Linked DNA regions of Mus musculus: regions 2 and 3 are each linked to region 1. Evidence: chromatin loops called from intact Hi-C (ENCODE). Cell type or tissue: heart. All regions are shown on one strand. Each heading gives the region's core, and the rest is flanking DNA. Links, peaks and the distances in the headings are about the cores only.

Region 1 (8,122 bases), core at 1,946-6,945:
CGAGGAGAAGTATTTAAAGAAATGTTCAACATCCTTTAGTCATCAGGGAAATGCAAAGCAAAATGGCCCTGGGATTCTACTTCACACCAATCAGAATGGCTAAAATCAGAAACTCAAATGACAGCAGATGCTGGCAAGGATGTGGAGAAAGAGGAACACTCCTCCACTCCTAGTGGGATTGCAAGCTGGTATAACCACTCTGGAAATCAATCTGGAGGTTCCTCAGAAAATTGTAAATAGTTCTACCTGAAGACCCAGCTATACCACTCCTGGGCATATACCCAGAAGATGCTCCAACATATAACAAGAACACATGCTCCACTATGTTCATAGAAGCCTTATTTATAATAGCCAGAAACTGGGAACATCCCAGATGTCCCTCAACAGAAGAATGAATTTTTCTTTTTTAAGAAAAGTGGTACATTTACACAGCTATTAAAAATAATGAACTCATGAAGTTCTTATGCAAATGCATGGAACTAGAAAAATATTATCCTGAGTGAGATAACAAAGACCCAAAAGGACATACATGGTATGTATGCAGTGATAAGTGGATATTAGCCCAAAAGCCCAGAATACGCACAATACAGCTCACCAATCATATGAAGCTTAACAAGAAGGAAGGCCAAAGTATGGATGCTTCAATCCCACTTAGAAAGGGGATCAAAATAATCACAGGAAGCAGAGGGAGGGCACTGGGTGGGAGAGGGAAGGGAGGGAAAAGAGGAGGGGCAAGCCCAGGTATGGGAAGAGACAGGAGAGAAGTCCAGAGGTACAGGAGAATTCATAGAAATAAGTAGCAGGGGTGGGGTGGGGGTGGGGAAAACGGAGGTGGGAGGAACCACTAGAAAGTTTCAGAGCCAGGGATGTGGGAAGCTCCCAGGACCCAGTGGTCGAAATGCCCAACAGTGGGGACATAGAACCTGAAGAGACCACCTCTAGTAGATAGACATGGCTCCAGTGAAGGGATGGGGCCACCCACCCATCTCAAAACTTTTAACCCATAATTGTTCCTGTCTAAAGGAAACCCAGGGACAAAAAATGGAGCAGAGACCAAAGGAAAGGCCTCCAGAGACCGCCCCACCTTAGAATCCATTCCATCCACAGACACCAAACTCCATCACTATTGCTAATGTCAAAAAGTGCTTGCATACAGGAGCCTGTTTCCTGATAGATTCTACTAGCATCCGACTAAGACATATGTAGATCCTCACAGCCGACCACTGTAATGAGCCCAGGGACCCCAATGGAAGAGTTAGGAGAACCAAAGGAGCTGAAAGGGGACTGCAACCCCATAGGAAGAACAACAGTGTCAACCAAGCAGCCCCCCCACCCCCCCCCCCCCCCCGAGCTCCCAGGAACTAAACCACTAACCAAAGAATACACACAGAGGGACTCATGGCTCCAGCTGTATATGCAACAGAGGATGGCCTTATCGGGCATCGATGGGAGGAGAGGCCCTTGGTCCTGTAGAGGTTTGTTGCCCCATCTAAGAGGGATGCTGGAGGGGTTAGCCAGGAGTGGATGGGTGGGCAGGGGAGCACCCTCTTAGAGGCAAAGAGGAGGGAGAATAGGGAAGGGGTTTGAGGAGGGAAGAATGGGAAGGGGGACAACAGGTGAAATGCAAATAAAATAATTAATAAAAAAATAAATAAAAATGTGCCTTAAGGCCTTAAAATAGAAATCTTAGATATAAATTTCAGACTCAAATGCTAATTTCAATTATTGATGACTTCCAGAATGATGATGGCCTTATAGATCTTGAGATTTCCATGTGCCATAACCACTCACACCAATTCTTAAAGCTCCTCTCTCCCCTCTTTCTTTATATGTATGTATGCATGCATGATATGTACCTGTAGGCTAAACTCACTGAGAGAACTCAGACTCTGTCATGAATTGGAAAATAGGTGAGTCCTGTTGAAGAAGCCAAAGAACTACCTCTCCTGTCAGAAAGGGAAAATTGCTCTTAACCACGGAGCCATCTTGACAGCCTCCATGGACAAGTTTTGCAAAGCGTGAAAGGAGTTACAATGTGGGAGCAAAGTAAATGAGAGAGGGCAGAGGTGTTTCAGATTTGTGCAGTCTTACTGAATGTGTGAGATTTCAGGGGTTTTCACCTTTGGTTTAGTTTTTTTAGCTATGGTACTGTTGTCTGAACCACAGTGTTATATATAACCATAGATTAATAATGATTAATTATTATCACAGGGATCCTAACTGGGCATGCGAGCCATCTTAATTCACTGAGCCATCACAGTGTGGTGGCAGCACACGCTTTTAATCCCAGCATTGAGAAGCAGAGGCAGGCAGATCTCAATGAGTTTCGAAGCCAGACTGATCTACAGAGTGAATTCCAGCACAGCCAGGGCTACACAGAGAAACCCTATCTCAAAAAAAGCAAACAAAGAAAAAAATTACATAGAACATTAGTCATGAGATTTTGAAATTTCCTGGCAGTTAAAAATGTTTGTAACTACCTATTTTGTGAAACTGTAGAGTTAAGAGCTGTTAGCAGTAAAACAACGTCAATGTGATTATTTGTTTTAAACGAAAGCACATCTCCGGGAATAGTCCCACGGATGTATATGACAGCACCCCCTTTAAATTGAGAAATAGCTTTAGTTTCACAATAGTAGAAGTGCTTCTCACAAAATAGAGGCATAGCACACTAGTTTTATAATGGTTTGAGGGTTTTATACTTCTGGTAAAAAATTATTATTTTTGAGGCTCACAAGGCTATAATCACCAACATAGTCTAAATAAAGCTTTAACAATTAGTTCTTGGAATGAATTTATGAAATTCCTAGGCAAATGGATGGACCTGGAGGGCATCATCCTGAGTGAGGTAACCCAATCACAAAAGAACTCACATGATATGTACTCACTGATAAGTGGATATTAGCCCAGAAACTTAGAATACCCAAGATACAAGATACAATTTGCAAAACACATGAAACTCAAGAAGAACGAAGACGAAAGTGTGGACACTTTGCTCTTTCTTAGAATTGGGACCAAAACACCCATGGAAGGAGTTACAGAGACAAAGTTTGGAGCTGAGACGAAAGGATGGACCATCTAGAGACTGCCATACCCGGGGATCCATCCCATAATCAGCCTCCAAACGCAGACACCATTGCATACACTAGGAAGATGTTGCTGAAAGGACCCTGATATAGCTGTCTCTTGCGAGGCTATGCCCCGGCCTAGCAAACACAGAAGTGGAGGCTCACAGTCAGCTATTGGATGGATCACAGGGCTCCCAATGGAGGAGCTAGAGAAAGTACCCAAGGAGCTAAAGGGATCTGCAACCCTATAGGTGGAACAATATGAACTAACCAGGAGCCCCCCACCCCCCACCCCTCAGCTGGTCTCTAGCTGCATATGTAGCAGAAGATGACCTAGTCGGCCATCACTGGAAAGAGAAAGAGTCTTGCAAACTTTATATGCCTCTGTACAGGGGAACACCAGGGCCAAGAAGTGGGAGTGGGGGGAGGGAGGGTTTGGGGGACTTATGGGGTAGCATTGGAAATGTAAATGAAGAAAATAAGTAATGAAAAAAAAAACAATGGTAATCTGCATTTTTAAATTCTCTTTTAATGAGTGTCTTGTGTTTTTCCGGCCTGTCTGACTTATCAGCTGCTTTCACAACACTAACACCTAGCTGCCAGTTCAGCCTAAGGGACGGAAAGATGGGCCTTTCTTCGGAAAGTTTATCTTCCCTCTTCTTATGTGTTTAGTCAAGGCTTAAAAGCTACCCCTCCCCCCCAAGTCCTTGAGTTAGAAGTATCTGAGAAATACAAAGCCTGGCCACTCCACTCATCCATTGGGCCATCAGTGCTGGCAGAGACACCCCGTACTCAACAGGAGGCTGCCACGGTCACATGGAGGCACGAGCTCTGCCAGCCAAGTGTCCAGGTAAGAGTTTTACCCAAGCCATCTCACGTACAGGGAGGCAGCTAGTGACCTCACGACCGGAGGGACTTGGCAAGCCCTCAGTGCCAAGCTCCCCTCCGCAGCCGCTTCGTGCAGAGGTGGGTAGGAGGGGGAGAGCCCATCAAAGCAGAATCCGGATTGAACTTGCCCTCAGGCAGCAGAGAGGCGGGCGGATCCAAGGGAGAGAGCCCCGCGTGGGGAGGAGTGGCCGAAGAGCCAAGAGGAAGCGTCCTGCCCACCCCACTGAGGGAGGCAAGGCCCTCGGGGCTCGCGCAGGAGGCACTGCGACCTCGTGCCAGCACGGCCGTCGGAGCCCAGGCTCTGCGCGCGGCCGGAGGCAGGAGCCGGCCACGCGCACCGGTGGAGGGGGGCGGGCCCGAGGGAAGCCCCGCCCCCAGGGCGCGCGGATTGGTTCTTCGCGGCGCCGGGCCTCTCCTAGTCATCGCCCCTCCCTTCTTCCGGGCCTCGAGCCCCCCGTGGGCCGCGTCGGGACTGCGTTCGCCCTGTCGGCCGCGCGCTCCGCCGCCCGCCAGTCTGGTCGGCGCGCGCTCAGCGGCGGCGGCGGCGGCCCGACGACGCAGCAGCGGCGCTCGCGCTCGGCTCCCCGGCCACGGGACGCGGTCGCACCCGGCGAGGGTGCAGCCCCCGGAGCGGCGGCGGCGGCGGTGAGGAGAGCCCGCCGGGGGTCGGAGTCGGGGACGCGGTGGCAGTGAGGAGGGCAGGCCTGGCATAAGGGGACGCGGCGGGGACCCCCGGGCATCGCGGCGGAGGGAGGTTGGGACGCGCCCGCCGCCACGTCGAAAGCGGAGCGGCCGAGGGATGCGCGGCGCGGAGGGGAGCGGCGGCGGGTCCTCGGTGGGGTTGGGACGCCTCCTCCGGCGCGTGCCACGTCGCCTGCCGCCCCCGGGGAGGCGACAGCGGGCGGGCAGGGGCAAGCCGGTTTGTTTGCACAGGTTAGACGCGGCGCGCAGGCCGTCCACTCGGAGCGCGTGGGGGGCTCTCTCCACCCGCGCCGGGCTGGGAGGGGAGCCCGATCCGGCTGCATCTGGATCCCGCTGGCCAAAGCCGCCCGGGGCGGTCAGGGCCTCTCGGCGCGACCACGCTTGCCGTCCCCTCCACCTCGGCAGCGTCCACCTGGAGAAGTTGTGGTTTCTAGAAACTGCGAGTGGCTTTTTCGTTACTGGGGAGGGGTTGGGGGGGGTGGGGGGTGGGGAGACTGCAAAGTTAGAAACTCCTAGAAGGCCGAGCTCGTGGAACAAAGTAGAACTTGAGGAGCAGCCGCCGCGGTGACGACGTCCTGGGGTGACGTCACCAAGCGGTGTTTAAAATGGGAGCTTTGGGGGACAGTGTGGGTGGCACTAGGCGCCTAAGGTCTAATCCCCCACCCCCGGTCCCCGGTGGTATTCACACCCCCCACACACCCTCCCCCGAGGTTTAGACCTTTCTCTGTGCCTTTGGTACTTCTGGAACACTGATAAGAGGGGGTTAATTCTTAAGCTATTCCATTCCTTCAAACAGAAAAATAAATAAGTCCGTATGACTCATCTTCTGTTACAAACCAAAAAGCAACCGCTAAGTGGTTCTTTCCTTCCTTAATTTTATTTTATTTATTTATTTTTTTTAATATGAAGTTGAGGAAACAAAAAGCAAATCCCCCAAACTGTTAGGTAGCACGTACTGGCCCAGTTGGTGAATGAGAGGGGTCTAGGAATCATTACATTTCTCTAGTGTGAGTCTTCTATCTTGTTTGGAGTGGAGCGTATGCGGCTCCATCTGCGACATCCTCGCCCAAGTTGTGTATTCAGTTTCAGTGGGTTTTGCTGGTCCATCACAAGGTGCTATACATGAAGTATAAAGGAAGCTTCGGAGAGCGGAAGAGGCCTCACACTGCAGGAGGAGGGAGGTGGCACAGCAGTTGTAGTAGACTGAAGTTCTATGTGCCCACCACTGGTGTGTGAGGATTCTATCTACCGGCTGACCATAGCAGTAGAGGGTGTATTAGGCATTCTAAGCATCCAAGAGGAACGTTTGGGTGTTTTCCGTCTAGGATCCGAGTGAGTAGGGCTGCCAGGACAAATCTCAGATACTATATAGAATTTCCTTCACTCTGAGGACCCTCGTTTGCATTTGCACGCAGAGTAAAAATCACATTAGACAAGAAACTTAAGAGAGCAGTTTTAGTAAATCTTTAAAAACCGGTGTTTCTTTTTTCTCTTTCATCTTTTTTTTTTTTTTTTTAATTTATAAGACCAGACTGCCAGACTGTTGTTAAGCTAGTTCACTGTATAGTCAATACATTAGGGCCCGACATTGGCGCCCAGAAAGATGACGTTACTTAGTAAATGTTGGATCAGAATATCTCCAAGTTCCATTCAGCCAAGTGAATGAGCTCATCTCAAAGCATACATATATACACACACACACATATTCAAAAGAACGCCTGATCAGCCTTTCTGGATTAATCAATGATCAATCAGATTTTCTATTTTTAAGAGTCCTTTGATGCAGCTCCAGAATGTAACTGATTATTTCATTTAATTTTTCTGTGAGTGATCCTGAATTGATGCTCTGCTTAATGCACTTTAATGCTCACTATTTCTTGTTTTAGCTCTTTAGGAAAATATACCTATACCTGAAAGAATATGTATAAAAAGCTTCAATGCTGAAAAACTTTCAATGTGTAACAATTTTATTCAAGAGTAATAGTTTTATCTCAGCAGAAAAAGAACCTTGGACTCCCTAGACTCTTGTCTCCTGCTCCTCTGCTCCTCCTGCCTGTAGGCCACCCAGTCTATTTTCTGCCTGTATAGACTCCCCTGCTCTGGACAGTTGTATATATGGCGGAAATTTTAGTGTGGTATTGTTTGTTACCTCTGCTTGCTGTGTTATAGCACGTGTTAGTGCTTCGTTTATTGTAATTACCAGTTCTGTTGTACGTGTAAGCCATACTTTATGTGTCCAGTCAGCATTTGGGGGATATTTGGAGTATTTCTACTTTGTCATGAATAATGTTGACAAGGACCTACCTTCCTTCCTTCCTTCCTTCCTTCCTTCCTTCCTTCCTTCCCTCCTTCCCTCCTTCCCTCCTTCCCTCCTTCCCTCCCTCCCTCTTTCTTTCTTTCTTGAACATATATTTTAGAATTCCTGGGCTCATAGCTGATAGAATTACTGGAAATGTCATTGCTGTTTAACCTTTTTTTTGGGGGGGGGGACGACTCCAAAACGGAGCTACGGTACCTGATTTATTTTTTACTTTATATGCGTATGAGTGCTTTGCCTGCATGGATGTACGGCTACCACGTGTGTGCCTGGTGCCCTCAAAGGCAGAAGGGAGCCCTCTGAAACTAGAGTTGCAGGTGCTTCTTAACTGTCGAGTGCTTTGGGGGAAGTAAACCCGACTCCTCTGCAGGAGGAGGACATGGAGCCTGCTCTTCAGCCCCTAGTGCTGGACTCTTCTCTTTTAAATTTCAGGTCCTTTCCCAGAACTTTACATTTTACTTAGAATTTGATTCATGTAGTGTAATATTTACTAATATTCTTTGATATTGGTTTCTGAATTTATTTCAGTTGTCAGAAGCAATATGCTGTGTTCTTCACTGAACTACTTAAAACCAAGTAGTAAGAACCCCAGGAGTATTTCCTAATAGGTCCCTGAGGACTACAAACCATTAGTAATGATTACTGGCAAGAAAAGACCAGGCAAATTGAAAGGGAACGCTGTATAGGGGCATATTTTACAGAAATTTATTTCTCTGTGTGTGTGTGTGTGTGTGTGTGTGTAGTTGCTGTTGTTGTTTGGATTAATTTGTGTTTTGTTTCTAAGAAAACATTTATCTTTACAGGGAAAAATGAAGAACGAAATTGCGGCTGTTGTCTTCTTTTTCACAAGGCTAGTTCGAAAGCATGACAAGTTGAAAAAAGAAGCAGTTGAGAGGTTTGCTGAGAAATTAACTCAAATACTTCAAGAGAAATATAAAAATCACTGGTATCCAGAAAAACCATCCAAAGGTCAGGCCTACAGGTAAGGTGTTCGGAGAAGGTTGGATTGGACTAAATGAAGATCAGTTTGTGTAATGACTACAAGGCCAGAGGGCTGGAGGGTATTTAGAAATCGCCTACTAGGATTTTATCTGAAAAACACAAAACGCTGGGCTGTCATGGTATTTTGTTCTTGCTCATTTTAAAG
Region 2 (8,122 bases), core at 1,426-6,425, 51 kb before region 1:
GGGTGTTTCAGGTGAAATGGCCTGAGGACATGAGCGTAGGAGAGCTGGCTCTGCCTCTTGTCTGCAGTGCGGTGGCCATGATGAGGGAGAGACACCCTCCTCCCCTCCCTCATTCCTTGTCTCCTATGGCAGACAAGAGAGCTGGCCCCTGGGGTCATGAGAGTGGAAGAACTGGCCCTGTACCTTGCCTGGATAGTAGGGTTGAGCTAACCCTGGTTGTTGAGTGAGCCAGCCCCTAGGGTGTGAGAGCAGGAGAGCCAACAGGCCGACCAGCCCTGATATCTCTCAGACCCAAATCCAGGGCTTTTAGCCCGCCCACCTAACATCTACCCCATCAATGAAGTACATGAAGGGGTTGGTTTTACAGATGCAAGACTGTAGGAGAGGAGTCCCAGTGAGGTCCTAGAATTTACAAAGTAGCAGAAGCCAGAGGCCTGGTACCAGACCAACAATTCACTGCAATGACCACTTGCAAGCAAAGACATATGGACAAAAAGATACACTGTAGGACACACCATGACACAATATGGCTTCCACAACTGGTTTTTCCCCTCTGTAGTGGGGGAGGTTGCAAGAGTGGAGGGAGGGTACAGGGGTAGAGGGAGATTAGTGGGACTAGAGTGTATGATGTGAAATTCACAAAGAATCAATAAAACGTTTTTTAAAGAATACTTTGAGATTCATAGCTCTATTAAACAGACTATTCAAGAATAGCTCTCTCATGTTCTACTACAACGTACCCTCCTGTTTTTTAACCTTGACTTTATCTGTGTGGCTCTATGAAGGAAGATGACTAGAGATATTTGAGAATTGCTCAGAAAAAAAAATTAAACAAGATGTAGGGCTGGACAGATGGCTCCGCAGTTAAGAGCACAGGCTGCTCTTCCAGAGGACCTAGGTTCAATTCCCAGCATCTACATGACTGTTCACAACATTCTATAACTCCAGTTCCAGGGGATCTGAGACCCTTACAGAGTCCTATATGCAAGTATAACACCAAGGCACATTAAAAAAAAAATCATTTAAAACATTTTCTAAAGATCCTACGATATAGAAAAATAAAGGTTAGGAAACTTTTAATGAGTAAAATAAAAATACGTAAGCAGTAAAACAAATTCACTGATTAGTCTTTCAAGTTTTCCTGCTTGGTGCCGTGATTCCCAACTCCTTGGCATGACTACTTAGACACAGCTACCCTGTTGCCGCCCTGTTACCTGCTGCAGTCGGTGCCCACTGGCTCTTACCAGGTAGGTGCTGGGTTCTTATAGGCACGTTTTAGATAGAGCCATTATTAAAAATAAAATGACGTAAATGTCCCCTGCTGACCTGGCATGGTGCTGCACACGTTTAACCTCAGCACTCAGGAGGCAAATGCTGGCTGAGCTCTGTGAATGAGACGTTAGCCTGGTCCATTCAGTGACTGGCCAGCTATGGCTGCACCCTGCACGGTGAAACCCTGACTCAAAACACCAAATCAACAAAATAATAAACTTCCATCATTTCCCTTCATCCCACTGGAGAAATCCTATCCCCATTGGAGATCCCAAAACATTTGCAAGGAGATGTGATACACCGAATCGGCCACTGCTCCTGTTTCGTGGCCCCTCTCCAGTTCCGTCTTGCCTGCCTATGGGCTCATCAATAAGTTTTCTTATACTTAGCTGCCTCTCTTGCTAGCTGGAGGCTTGGCAGGCGGTAGAGATTCAATAATAATATTGTGAGTGAATGGAGGCTAAAACATTTTCCCTTTTTGATCTCTTTACATCATCCCTCTACCCAGAAGCACTCAATTTTTTCCACGCATCACCCCTTCCTCCACCCCCAAACCTTTATACTCCTAGAAACCTGAGACCTTCCATCCTTTGATCAATCACTATCAGGACAGTTTTGTTTCCCTCCCAAAGAGGCTTTCATTATCCTGGGCTCCTTGCTGGAGAAAGTCTTTGAAATGCAGATAAAAATATAATAACAAGAAGTAGGCTAGGAGAGATGGGTCATTGGGTTATGGCATGAGCTGCCAAGTCTGATGACCTAAGTTCAATCCTGGGACCCAAAAGCAATGCCCAAGGTTGTCCTCTGACCTATACACACATACTGTACACACACACACACACACACACACACATACATACACACCATACACACACACATACACACACACATACAAACACATACGCATACACACACCATATACACACATACACACACACCATATAGACACACATACACACACACCATACACACACATACACACACACACCATATAGGCACACACACATACATACACTGTACACACACATACACACACACATACACACACATACACACACACCATACACACATACATACATACACTGTACACACACATACACACACATAAACACACACACACACTGTACACACATGAAAACACACACATACACCATACACACACACCCATACACACACATGTACACACACATATACAAACACACACACACACATACACACACACACACACACACACATACACGTACACACGCACATACAAACACACACCATACACACACATATAAACACACATACACCATATAGACACACATACACACACACACAGTACACACACACATAAAAACACACACACACACCATACACATACATGGGGTATGTGTGTGCATAAGTGTGTAAACAAAACTTTAAATACGGGTCTAGAGAGATGGCTCAGCGAATAAGTGCTCCGACTGCTCTTCCAGAGGTCCTGAGTTCAGTTCCCAGCAGCCACGTGATGGCTCACAACCATCTGTAGTGGGGTCTGATGCCCTCTTCTGGTGTGTCCGAAGAGAGCAATAGTGGTGTACTCATATGCATTAAATAAATAGATAAATAAATAAATAAATAAATCTTTAAATACAAGAAGTTTAGAAACAGAAAATGGTGCAAACATCCTAGGTCTAGAAATGGAATGAGTTTCAATGGATGAGAGTCTAAGCAGCTGTACAGGGATGTGGTCCAATAGACAAGCCTGCAATGGAAGGTCCCCTGGTTGGAAAACCCACAGCAGGTTCTTTTCCCTTCAAGATAGAAGCAGATATGGGAATAGCTGGCATGCATCATCGTTAAGGAGTTGCTTAATGCAAAACCGGCCAGGAGACTTACCCATTGCCTGCATACACCTAGAAAACACGTTTTCAATACCCTTTAGAACATTCTGGATGATTCATGACATAAATGTACCAAGCACTGGGGAAAACAAAACAAAACAAAGGTTGAAACCCATTCTTTTTGATTTCAGACTATCCAACCTCAGACAGAGAACTACTTGACCTAACTTCTGGTTCCACAAACAGCTTTGGGGAAATAGTTATTGCTTTGCCCCAGTCTTCCTAGAACAAGAACCAAATGTCCCTAAGGGCACCAAATGACACCACCACCCCACTGCCAAGCTGGCGTCAGCCAAGAGATAGGCTATTTGCAGAGCGTGCCCGCCTCTGCCTGTGCGTGGGCAATAAACTACCAGGAAGAAGAGCGCTGCCTGCCTGGAGACAAGGTTGCTAGGTGCCTCTGAAGTAGTGAGGCGGAGAGGTGTGCAGTATTGCCCCCACGCTTCTTATTTTACACAGTGACAGTTGCAGCCTGCAAACAAAGGTGACAGCAGTGGCTACGGTGTTTGGGAATAATGGCCAGCCAAGGGCCCTGTGGGGCCGAGGGAGTGGGGTTGAAGCTTTCATCGGATGGGGCAGAAGAAAGTAATGACATTTGGTTTCACCGTAATTGCTTTAAGCAGCCTGTTTGAGAACTAATTATGAGGTCATCTGGCTCCAGAGAAACCCCACCTCTTCCCTTCTCTTAGAATGCTACTAAAATATCAGCATTGCGTCACCACCCTCTGGCAGCCTTTCTTAAAGAAATCAGCGTGGTCTGTCTCTGAGCGCCCGCTGAGCTCTTCTTAGACCTAGGGATTCACATCTTTCCGTTACAAACCAAACATCCCTGGCGCTCATTCCACCTGGAAACGCAGTGCCGCTCCATTATCATTATCACAGAGACACTGTTGATTTTAAAATACAGGAGTGGTGAGCTACAGAGAAGGAAATGAAGCCTAAATTGTAAGCTTTATGTCGTTATAATACTTCTGTTGTCACAAGACCCATGAGGGGTTCTGGATTTCAGATAAAATGCTTATTGATACTTTGTCTCCTGTCCCTTACCAGACTCTAATGCCCCTAAAGAGACAGATACTTTTGCCCAGCAAGCTGAATGCATACCTTTCAAAGAGAACAGAATTAGTGTTCGCATGTCATCAGGATACGGCTGAGATTCCACGACAATATTTAATCCAAATTTAAAAATCTATAGGAAAATTAGATAAGATACTTGCTTGTGTATGCCTGCAAAGTGCAGGCTCTAGATCAGCTCTGAGAAGGAGGGGAGCTGTCAGATGGTGGTAGGGGGTGCAGGACTTCAGGCCTGGTCCTGAGGTGACACTTAGTATGCAATATAGATTATAGAATATACGATAGTTGCATGAAGGTTCCTTGACCTCTCTACCTGAGATTTAACTAGCCAGTCAGAAGGAAATAGTTCTTCTCTGTGGAGTTCCTGTAAGGATGAGGACCATGCAAATGCTTACGCCGTACTTGATACAAGATAAAGTTTGGCAAGTGTGCTAGATGTCCCTCTGCTCTCAGAGTCTCAGAGTGCCTCTGCACGGAGCACTATGGGGGTGGGGGGGTCGGTGACAAAGAGGTACACTGCGTGACTTTCCTCTTTGAAGCCATCATAGTGTGGTGAAATGGAGGCGGTGAGGAGTATGGGGGGGGGGGGGGTTAGTACTGTCTGAAAGAAGCAGTAATTAAAAACAACCCCACTTAATGAAATCAGAGCTCTCTCTGTGTAACTGCTAGGCGGGGTAGGGATTCGGCAGTTGGGAAAAACAGTGAGACAGAACAATAGTTTAGGCCACTAGAGAGAAAAATAAACACTGATCACAAACGTGAGCTGCCAACTGGGAAGATTTACCCAGAACTCTTACTTAGACTTAGCAGACTCATCCATTGAAAAGAAGCTTGTTGCATTTTACACAGATTTCTGATTGTTCCTAGAGGGATGGATTCTAAAATAATTGGGGGGAGGTTTGCCATAAGTCAGATCTGAGATGTTCCCCCCAAAGATGCACGTGTCAAAGATTTAGTTCACAACTCACTGCTGTTGGGTGAGGTCCGCATCTAATAGGCAGTCCTCTAATCAGTGGGACACAGCGCAGGGGAAGATGGCCCTCACATCTGTCTCTACCTTTCCTTCTGGGCCACAGGAAGTAAGTAGCTTGCTCCCACCATAAATTGACCCTGGCCCAAAGGCCACAAACCAACTGACCATGGGCTGAAGCCTCCAAAACTGAGCCAAAATAAAAAAAAAATGTTCTCTTTCTCAGGTGATGGCCTCGGGTATTTGCCTTAAAAACAGAGACACTGAATGTTATCTATTTACATCAACTTAAAGAAGTCCAGTCCAACAGGGTAACCTCTGAAAGGTCATAGGCATGTGTGTATAGGGGAAGGAGTTAATTATGGCACAAAGAAGACTAACTGGACAGACTTGATTTTTGAAATTCCATTAAACATAATGGAAATTTAGGTAAACAAATCATAACAATAAAAGAAATAAATAATAGGAGAGATAATAGCATGGAAAGACATGAGTGAAAGCATATTTATGTAGCTGTTTGAAGACAGCTACATCCAACATGGTGGTAGAAAAGGTAAGATGACACTAGGGATACCGGAGTCTTGAGAATCGGTGATGCTGGGTACAGCTAGACAGAAAACAAACACAAGGCCAACGAATTAGAACTTCAGGTCCCCTGCCTGTTCTCTAAAATGTAGTCCAGAGGTTTGTTTTGGCGGACAGCAAAAACAGAGGACTCTAAAGAGAGGTGAGCGTGGAAGAGCAAACAGAAAACGACACACTCAAGATGAAACCCATTCTTGCTCCCTTGACTCCCTCGTCCACCTGGCTTCCAGTGTACTGGAAACCAGAGCTGACTTACAGAGAGGAGCTCAAAGCTCTTTCTCCAGTGAACTCACCCCAGTTCAATTAAAGAAATGTCAACATCTTCCCAACAGTCATGGCAAGTAGACTGAGCTTAGTCTTCCTGCAGTGGGCCAAGAAGCCTTCATGTGGTATATGGACTGACCAAGGCTCAGTTTCTTCTTCTATAGGCATGGCAGACTACCCGTCTACTGAACTTCTTCAAAGAATGCCTGTAAAGTAAGTGAAAGTATGAAAGACCATACATGCCAACAATGGTTTGCATGTCTATAATCAGTATTTTATAGAGCGAGGTATAGCTTTTATGCTGTAACTCCAAGTTACCACAGAGATACTTACTTCAGTGTGTCAGAGGAAGTATCAGAGGTCCTTACTACAGCATTATTCACAATAGAAAAGCTGTGGAATCCACTTAGGCATAAACAGAGGAGTGGATAAAGAAAATGTGGTACAGTATACAGTGGACTATTTCAGCCTTAAGGAATAAAACCAAACAAATTGCTGGAAAATGACTGCAGCTGGAGATGATCACATTAAGTGAATTGAGGCAGTCTAAGTGGGACAAAGTTCACGTTTCTGCTCATCTATTGATCGTAAACTTTTCAGATATACATAATATATGCCTGCATAAGGCATGAAAGGAGAAGAGAAACCACCCTGTCTAGGAAACAAAGAGGTGCAATTAAAGAAAAAAAGGAAGGGTGGAAGGGAATATTTTCAATATATGTTATATACTGGAATGAAAATAACCTAATGAAACACAGTATAATCAAAATTTTACAACCCAAAACATACAACAAGAAGACCCAAACACCCATGAGCCAATGAGAAATAAATTATTGTGTCAATAAAGGTGGAACTATATAGTAAGTAATCAAAAAGAACAAGGATATTAAATAAATAATCAACCATAAAAATAATAGGTTTCAGAATACAGTCTAGTGGTAGGCTACTAGGATCGCATGTGTGAAGCCCTTAACACCTGAAGAGATACAGTAATTATTTTTAAGATTTCAAAACATGTGCGATGAAAGAGGTGAGTAGGGGTTACGAGTACTTGCAAAAGACACAAGTTCATCTCCCAGCATTCACATTGGGTGACACAACTGCCAGTAACTGCAGCTCTAGGGGTCTTACACCTGTGGGCACCTGTACTCATGGGCAAAGGCACAAATATACACATACAATTTAAAATAAGATAAATATTTAAGATTTCAAAAAGTAAGAAAAGACTTTAAAATATAATTAACTGCACACATTAAAAATTAAAGAGCAGGGCTGGAGAGATGGCTCAGCAGTTGTTGGGAGCACACATTGCTCTTACTGAGGTCCTGAGTTCCAGTCCTACCACCCATCTGGTGACTTACAACCACGCATGACTCCAATACTCTCCTCTGAGCTCCTCAGGCACCAGGCACACAGATGGTTCACAAATACATGTGAGCAAAATGCTCTCACATAAAATAAAAACGAATAAGACTTTAAAAACTCTTAAATGTGAATATAAAAATAAAATTACAAAAAAAAATAAAAATAAAAAGGTCTTTTCACTGAGCCCCTTTCTGTCAACCGGTGGCAGATTATGGATTCGCACAAGAGGAGAGAGGTCACAGAGCTAGCACTTATCTTCTGTTTTTGCAGAGGTATATTTGGTTGTTGTGTGAGACACTCTGAGACACTGGGTCCTTTCTTGACCTAAAGAGTACTGTCTGTGTAGTCACTCTATGTGGGTGACTGGTGCTTATTGTGTCACTTTAAAATGTGCTTACTTAATTTAAAATGGGTGGGAAATTAATAAAAAAATTTAAAAAAAAAAAGAAAAACAAAAAGATACAGAAGTAGAAAAGGTGGGGATGTAAATCAGAAGACTAGACGATAAATTCACATGCTGACCAATCAAATAACAAGACCAATGAGGGAAAATGATTTAAGAAACATTACAAGTAAAATTTCCAGAGCTAAATAACCAAGATTGAAGGAGTTCAGGGTTCCTGGATGATGACTCACAATGAAAGACATAAAATCACAGTCCTGTCACACTGGGACATGCACAGGCTTGGAGAGGGTGGACGTTACGGCTGCAGATAGACATCAC
Region 3 (8,122 bases), core at 1,465-6,464, 200 kb before region 1:
CATGGTTTCAATAACCATTTCTCCCACTGGCTCATAGATTTGAATGCTTGGCTACAGGGGAGCGGCACTATTTGAAAGGATTAGGAGGCGTGGCTTTGTTGGAGGAAGTATGTCACTGGGGGTTGGCTTTGAGGTTCTCAAAAGCTAGAAATCTCAGCTACTGCTGCGTTGCCTGGAGGCTGCCATTATCCCCCCCGCCATTTTGATAATAAACTAAACGTTGGAAACTGCAAGCCAGCCCCAATTAAATCCTTTCTTTTATCAGAGTTGCTGTGGTCGTGGTGTCTCCTCTCAGCAGCAGAACATTAATGGAGACAATGGGTAAAAAAAATATCCGGTAAAATGTATTTCAGTTGAATGCTCTGTTTTGGGTCCACTGAGGCTAAAATTAGGATGTCCGTAGGATGCTGAAACGAAGCCCAAGTTTTTCAGGTTGTTGGCTAAACATAGTTCCTCACAGACTAGGCCTGAGATCTCTACGCTTGCTGTTTCCTGGGGTTGGTGAGTTATATCTCTAGGATTCTCCCAGTTGGTTTGGCATAATCTTCTGAAGCGTTTCTGACATTAAAGATTCTGCTTCTAATGGTTTCTATGATTAGAGTCACATATTACTGTGCCTTACTGTACCGAAGGCTCCAAATACAGTGTTTTCCCATTAGTATCTCTCAAATAAACTGAAAGGTCGACTGAATTCTCTCAACATTTCCTTAAGAATGGCTAGATCTTCTGCTTCTCTTTGTGTGGAGATGTCTTTATTTTCAGAGCTACACTGGGTAAACAGAAATTTAGGAGTCCAGCTCTGTTTCCACCTGTGAAAGTCTTTATTCCAGGTTTTTCGGGTTTGTATGATTTCTAATAAGAAAACTGTAGCAGTTTCTCAACTCCTCTTTAAATGCATCTCTCTTCTCGGTCTACTTGATGGTTTTTCTCTTTTCCTTGTTGTTTTTCTTTTCATTATGTGTTCGTTGGGACTCTTTTGTCTAGCTTCAGGTTTGTTGAGCTTCTGAGATATGGCTGATACTTTTCATCAACTCTAGCTTGTCCCCCTCCCCCCACTGCCCTTCTCCTCCCTGCCGCCCCCAGTACTGCAGTCATACATGTGTGTTAGGTTGGGTGCTGTTATATCTGAGATCACTAGCACTCTGGGTTTTGTTCCTCTGTGTCTTCTCTCTGCATTCCTTTTCTTTCTGAACCCAGGTCTTTTCTTCTACAGGATCTGATTGGCTTTGAAAGCTGCCCAGTGACTCTTTCCTTTCAGAGATATTCTTTGCAACAACAGGAGCCCGCCCCCGCTGCTCCCCCTTTCATTTTCAAATAAAACTAGTTGTATTTGTGATTTCTGTACCACAGTAACACAAGCACCAGACTGAAACAACTTAGGTTTATTTGGTCTCAGGACTTCAGAAGGATTTCAGCTCATCCCACATCCCACGGCAGGGAAGGCATGGGAGGTGGTGCAGCTCTTGGAAGCTGATGTGAACTAAATGGCAGTGGATGTGTACATATGGGGAGAGTAGGAAACAGAGTCTTCAGTGCTGGGCCAGCACTAAAGACCAGGCTAATAATATTCAGACTTCCTCCCAGTGATCCACTTCTACTAGCTGGGTTCTGCCTCCAGAAATTTTCGTGGTCCCTAAAACAGTACCAACCGCTAGGATACACAAGCCTTCAGATCATGAACCTATGGGGACTGCGTCTTAGATTTAAGCCATAGCGGGTATCAATTCACTAAGAGTATATCAACGATTCTCAGTGTCTAAAGTTGCATAAGCACTGAGGGAACACATTTGGCAATTTCCTTTTTAAACTGAATGGGAATTTGAGTTAGTGGTGTGGTACTTGTGCAACTCACATGGATTTGATCCTCACATTCACACGTACCCTGACACAAAATAAGCAAATGTTCACCATATCATCTAGCAATTCTGCCCTAGTTATTTACCCAAGAGAATAGAGAGACAGATAACATAGAGCCACCGATCTTGAAAGCTTATCGGTTATGAGAACTGATGAATTATGATGTAACTCATCAGTGCCTCAAAAAAGCAGCCAATGTCCATGTTGATGGAGTGAAAGTACAAGAGTCAGTAACACTGACTTCATGCGGCCTCGCTACAAGTGCAGGATTTCCGGTCCTACCCCAAATTCCCTAAATATGTACCTACATCCGAAAACAGCACTCAGATCTGTGGACCTGCAATGGCTTCAAGGTGTGGGTAAAGAGCTTTCTATGTAAGTATGAGGACCAGAGTTCAGTTGCCCAGATCCAAGTGTAATGGCTACTCTTGGTTGTCAACTTGACTATACCTGGAATGAACTACAATCTAGAATTGGACAGCTTACCTGTGATCCAGATCTTGAGGCTGGAAGACACAAGCTTCTGACTTGGATCTTGGCATGGTGATCTTAAGGCATAGCGGCCATGAAAAATTTAGGCCCAGCCAAGGTAGTACTGGCCTTTAATCCCAGGAGATTAAGGCAAAGAGATCTCTTAGTTCAAAGTCATCCTGGGACAAAACAAGTCCCAGACTCAGTTGTGCCAGCACACACCTTTAATCTGGGCCACACCTTCTGCTGGAGACCTACATAAGGACTTTGGAAGAAGGAAGAATCATTCTTCTTTGCCTGCTTGCACTTACTTGCCAGCACATCTGTTGAAACCTACTTCTACAGAAGGCAAGCTGAAACAACTAGCCTTGTGGGACCGAACAAATACTAGATTCCTGGACTTCCCATTCACAGCTGACCATTGTTGGGTTAGTTGGACTACAGACTGTAAGTCATCACAATATATACATTCCATAAGTTCTGTCACTCTAGAGAACCCTGACTAACACACCAGGAGAAAACAAACAAACTTAACACATTTACTGCAACATGGGAGCTGGAGACAGGGAGATCATGAGAAGCCCACTGGCCCACTAGCCTACACTACACACCTATGAACAGCAATGAGGCCCTTTCTCAAACAAGATTTAAAAAAAAAAAATGAGGACAGACATCTGAAGTTGTCCTCTGAGCTCCACACACATGCCAGGATATGATCATGCACACATCATACACACCACATATACAAACATACACATACAAATATAAACTTTGTAAAAATCACTTTAATTAAATAAATGAGTAGAATCCAAAATGCAAGATATTTAACACACCCCAAATTTTAATATGCATAGGGGGCAGGGACCTATAAAATATTCATTATTATTATTAATGGGGGGGCGTGTCCTGGTGACTGTGGGACACTCTTGGAGGACAGCTTTGTGGAGTTAGTACTTCCGTTCCACTGGGAATGGAGCTCAGGTTGCCAGGTTTGCCATAGCAAACACTCCCCCTCCCCCATCCCACCTCATGCCACCCCCGCTGAGGCACCTCAGGTCCATGGATCTGGGGGTCTTTTTCAGAGCAAGGTATTGATTTCTGGATTCTGCATTTGTAAAAACGCCACATGGGGTCTTTGAGTCATCCACCACACTTCGGTAGCATGGGCACAGATGACTTTTTTGAGTCCTTGATTAGTGGCTTTACCTCCGCAGCCTTGAGTTCAAGCTCCAGTTTTTGTTTCTAAGAAACTGCGATAAAGGGTTAGTCACCACTAAACTGCAAGAGCCGAGTTTCCTGTTTCTCTTCTGTGGACTGTTGAGAAAGACTAGCATAGCAAACGTAACTGAAAGTATTGCGTAGACTTGTGGCCTAGGCAAGGCTTAAGGAGTCAAGCAGATGATGAAAGTACATTTACATACTAAAAAAAAAAAAAGTTTAGGAAAGGGGTAGACTTAAAAACAAGAGGCGGAGCCTCGGGAATGTTTTCCGTGGATGTGCATGGGAGGTACCACATCGTGATACATAATTCGAAGAAAAGATGCTCTGCTTCTAGAATTATACCTAAATCGGGATATCTGAATTATCAACTTTTATCTCATTCAGAAAGTCAACCAACATGAAACAGGAGTTCAAGGATAATACTTGGTTCAGGCTCCTGGTTTTGAAGCAATACACTCCCCACGCGTGTGTGCCTTTCTCCTCCTCCACCCCTCAGGCTTAGCCGTGGGCCCATTCCTGCAATCCGCAAGTGGCTGGAGTTTTCAGGGGCTGCAGGGAGGCGGGCCGGACGGGTCCATGTGCGCCACGCGGAGGGGAGCGAGATGCTCTCCGCGGAGGCGCAAGAGGATGCGCACGGGGGCGCGGGGCGGCGCGGGGCGGGCGGAGGGCGGCTACACTCCCTGCGCTAGGGTGGCCACGTGGGGCCCTGGGGCTGTGGGCTGGCCCGGCCGCTCTCCCCGTGGGCGGCTCGGGGTGGCGCAGGCGGCCCGGGCGGGGCGGAGCGCGCTGCTGTCTGCGCTGCGGCGCCGGCGGAAACAATAGTGCGGATCGGATCGTGGCGCGCGGACGGTGGCCCGCGGAGCCGGACGGTAGAGGTCCTTCTCTGAGCCGCTCTGGTGCTCAGGACCAGTGCCGGGACGGACGGACAGACGAGACGGATCCCACGCCGTGCCGGACGCCCACGATCCTCGAGTGGCGTCCCCGGGACCCTCCGGTCCGTGGCTGAAGAGTCTCCGACGTGAGCCGATCCTTCCCGGGTGTCCCAGTCCCCACGTGCGTCTTGCCGCGGCGGAGCCGGGGAGCCGGGTAACCGAGTTAGCGGGACGCCTCCAGACGCTCACCCAGAAGTTGGCAAAGCCGCGTCCCAGCGGCTCCTTCTGGCCACAGCGACCGACCCGAAGTTGGTTGACAGGCCGGGTGTCTGCCGGCGCGACCCGGGAGGCGGGTGTCTCCTGTGGGCAGCCCTTTTGCTTTTTCGCAGTAAAACTGTGATACTGTAACTCCAGGTATGGCGATGCTTGCCTGACAGGGCTGTTGCAAACGCCTCCTTTTTCGGTTTTTGGGGGGGTTTTTGGTCGGTTACTGCAGGCCATAAGCAAGTTTTTGCCGTTGTGTAACTTGCTCCTTTCTCTTTCCTCATAGGGGCACTATGAACGAAGAGGAGCAGTTTGTAAGCATTGACTTGAATGATGACAACATTTGCAGTGTTTGTAAACTGGGAACAGACAAAGACACGCTCTCCTTCTGCCACATTTGCTTCGAGCTAAATCTCGAGGGTAAGGATTCTGCGGTTTTAACTGCGTGCCGCGTACTACTTTGTGCAACTTAGGCTGAGATGTTTGGAGGTAACACTGCAACTGCTTGAAAGCCTAGAGATTGTCCTAAGTGAAGATCTGCTAAGGGTTTCTGGAAATGAAGCCAGAGTTAACAATAGTTATGAGTCGAGGGAAATGTTTGTCTTTATAACAGAATGTTAAGCTCCTTTTAACTAATATGAAATGAAGTGCAGGTATTGTCTGATAAACATTTAAGAATCAACATGACCGTACACGTGGGCAGATATAATTTTACTCCTTTCTGCCAAACTTAGTCTCTATTTTTCCCATCATGTGGTGAATTTTAACTAACTTTTATTTTTTTAAGTTGTTTATATCAGATTTTAAATAACTTCCTTTAATATTAATAATCTTTTTAAAAAAGGACTTTTCAATTCTTTCGATGCCAGTACCATTGTGAGAATGTGTAAAAGAAATGCTTGAGAAATTAAACCTTTTGCTGAAGGTTGTGTTGGGTACACAGATAACTGGGTCCTAGATGTTTCCAGGAAACATGGGCTGTGAGCTTTCTATTTGCACTGTCACAGTGAAACCCCAAGTCTTTTGGGGTATCTATGAGTCACACTGAAGAAGAATCTTAAAATTTCCCCCAAAATAAAAATTTGTGTATAACTTGAATTTTGAGGTTCTAATGTGTCTGTCAGTAGAGAAAGATCTTACTAGATACTAAATATTTTGAAATACCTAGATGCTTAAGGGCTTGGTTTCAAAACAACATTTCATTTTGTCTTTAAAGACTTTCATGATTTTTTTTTTGTCTTATTAAGAGGGACAATGTATCCTTATTGCTAAGCACACTCCTGTACTGAGATCATAGACTTTGCCATTCCTGTTAGGACTTGTTACTCAGAAGTGTTGTAGCTTCCAAATGGTGTCTGTCTTGGCGCATCATGGAGTTTCTGTGGGCTAAGTAGTATGCTTGTTACTCTGGCTTTAGTAAATTGTAGTGATTACACCTAGTTTTAAAAGCGTGACTTAGAAATGACGATTTTTTTTTATGTGTGTGTGGAGTTTATATTTATGTTCTCTGTGCCCCAGTGAGAGGGCACACTTCTGCTCTTTGGAAACAGTTTTTTTTCCTGTGTGTTCTCACACCTCCTGGAAGTTTACATTTTAGAAGGGCAGAGACATCAGACAGGATCAACTTGCAATCTCTGTGTTGTCTGGAAGAAACTGAGGCCTGGTGGGTGGGTGGGCTGCTCCAGGTTGCTGGAGTGGCGTCAGCAAGCTGTTCTTCTGTGCCAGGCAAATGTTTGCTGGGAGCACATCTGTGCCAAGCCTGGCCCTAAGCGTCTTACTGGATTATCTTCATTCAAAATAGCTCTGGGATGCCTGCTATGATTACTTGTTTGAATGTGATGGAATGGAACATGAGAGACCTAAGGAGTGCAGTTTGAAGGCACATCGCTAGTAATTGGTAGTCCCAGGCTTCGAAGCCCGGCCATCTAGTTCTTGTGGCTGTGACCTCAGTCCCACTCATCTACTGTCAATAGGTAGTGAACTGTGGGATAGATGCTGGAAATCCTTCCTCCCGAATCCTAATTGGTTTTTGATTCAGCCAGCTTTCCCTAATTGGTGCTTCCTGATACGTAAATCATCATGCCATATAACACTTTACTGCAGAGACCTCAGTTTTCATAATTGCTTTCCTGGCCCTTCTGAAGCTGCCTTTTAACTAACTGTGAGCATTGTAGCTCTTGATGTGTAAACATGACCCCGGTGCTATGTTTTTTGAAATAATACTTGTCTATTAGTCTAAAAGACAAAAAAAAAAAAACGGTTCTCAATCCGGATTAGAACTGTTTTATCCTCTGTGTTAAAGGTGAAGTTCAAAAACCGCCTCGGTTTGTCTTGATTGTCAGTTCCTTGTGCTCACAAATGGATTTCCATTGTTACTGCGCTGATGAGCTATTTGTTATGCACATTAGTTTAATATTGTCCTACTGCTGTGGGAAGATCAAGAAAGATTTCCACCAAAGTCAGTTTTTATAGCAGTACCCACCCAAGTCGTGTTTTTAAAAAAAATCAGTGGAGGGCTGGCAAGATGGCAGGATGCAGGGAAAGACACTCGATGCCCAGCTTCAGGAGCTGAGTTTAATTCCTGGATCTCACAGGGTGGAAGGGAAGAGCCAGGTCCCTCAAGTCACCCTCTGACCTCCGTGTGTGAGTTGTGGCACTCACCACACACACCACACACACACCACACACACCACACACACACACAACACACAACACACACCACACACACACATTTCACACGTTTTTAAAACCAGTGGGAAAAGGTGAAGACGGGGTATATTCTTCACCTTTGTCAGTGACTTGAGTTATTGTAGTCTCCTTTCTATAACTGGGATGTAAGAGGGACCTTTGAAGGGGACATTTACAGGTTTAGTATAGTTTTGTCTGGATTGTGGTGATGTTGCTGTTAACTAAGAGACTTTACATTTTCCTCTCAAACATTTTTTTTTTTCTGCAAAGAGCCCACGTGAAATGCAGTGTCTGGAGGACCACCACAGCTGGGCTAGGTTTTAGTTCACACATTTGAAATAAAACGCCATTATATACACTTCAGAGTGTTTACATGAAACAGCACTAGCCTCCTAATAATGAGCCTCTTGTTGAAGAGCCATGTGCTCGTGTGTACTTCTGCAACAAAGACAAAGGATGAAAGGGGATTGGCCTCACACAGGCTGCTCTTACTGGAGGGACTCTGTATTCTAGGCATGGCTCTGAGTTGTCTTTTTGCTGTGGTTTCACACTATTTAGAAGGAGGGTGGGTAGTGACTAACTTTCATGTTCCCAAAGCGTGGTCCTGTTCTTCAAAAACCTAAAAATGTCTTTCAAGGGACATTAGCTGCTCCCAGGGGTAACTTTCGAGCCCATAACTCACCTTCAGGATAATCTATGCACTTGGGAGCTAAGGAGATGGGCGCACAAGCAGAGGGCTAGGCTCGGAT

Evidence for each region. Hi-C counts contacts between places; a loop is a spot of excess contacts. Peaks named below come from ENCODE experiments on the same cell type or tissue, not always from the same donor. Only the 100,000 strongest peaks of a DNase experiment are listed, where the experiment ranks them.
Region 2: a loop joins it to region 1, with 4 times the contacts of the local background. A loop is called at or near these places in 10 of 42 quality-filtered maps.
Region 3: it touches region 1 in a loop (3.0-fold over the local background); 11 of 42 quality-filtered maps call a loop at or near these places.

The regions. Positions count from the first base shown.
Region 1 is chr16:78,373,080-78,381,201 of GRCm38, reverse strand. Btg3 (BTG anti-proliferation factor 3) reads left to right here and starts at 4,392. Exons shown (of 5, transcript NM_009770.3): 1 at 4,392-4,601; 2 at 7,779-7,957. The coding sequence starts at 7,785. In heart, for the core only: no CTCF peak of the experiment used is centred there; DNase peaks (open chromatin) are centred at 4,311, 5,091 and 5,241; H3K4me3 peaks cover 2,525 bases; H3K27ac peaks cover 2,329 bases.
Region 2 is chr16:78,423,306-78,431,427 of GRCm38, reverse strand. It overlaps Gm25038 (a small nucleolar RNA gene), which reads left to right and starts at 7,569; the gene lies at 7,569-7,698. In heart, for the core only: no CTCF peak of the experiment used is centred there; a DNase peak (open chromatin) is centred at 3,457; H3K4me3 peaks cover 462 bases.
Region 3 is chr16:78,572,904-78,581,025 of GRCm38, reverse strand. It overlaps D16Ertd472e (DNA segment, Chr 16, ERATO Doi 472, expressed), which reads left to right and starts at 4,338. Exons shown (of 5, transcript NM_001252439.1): 1 at 4,338-4,602; 2 at 4,972-5,105. The coding sequence starts at 4,979. In heart, for the core only: a CTCF peak has its summit at 4,327; DNase peaks (open chromatin) are centred at 3,435, 3,545 and 4,265; H3K4me3 peaks cover 2,768 bases; H3K27ac peaks cover 1,638 bases.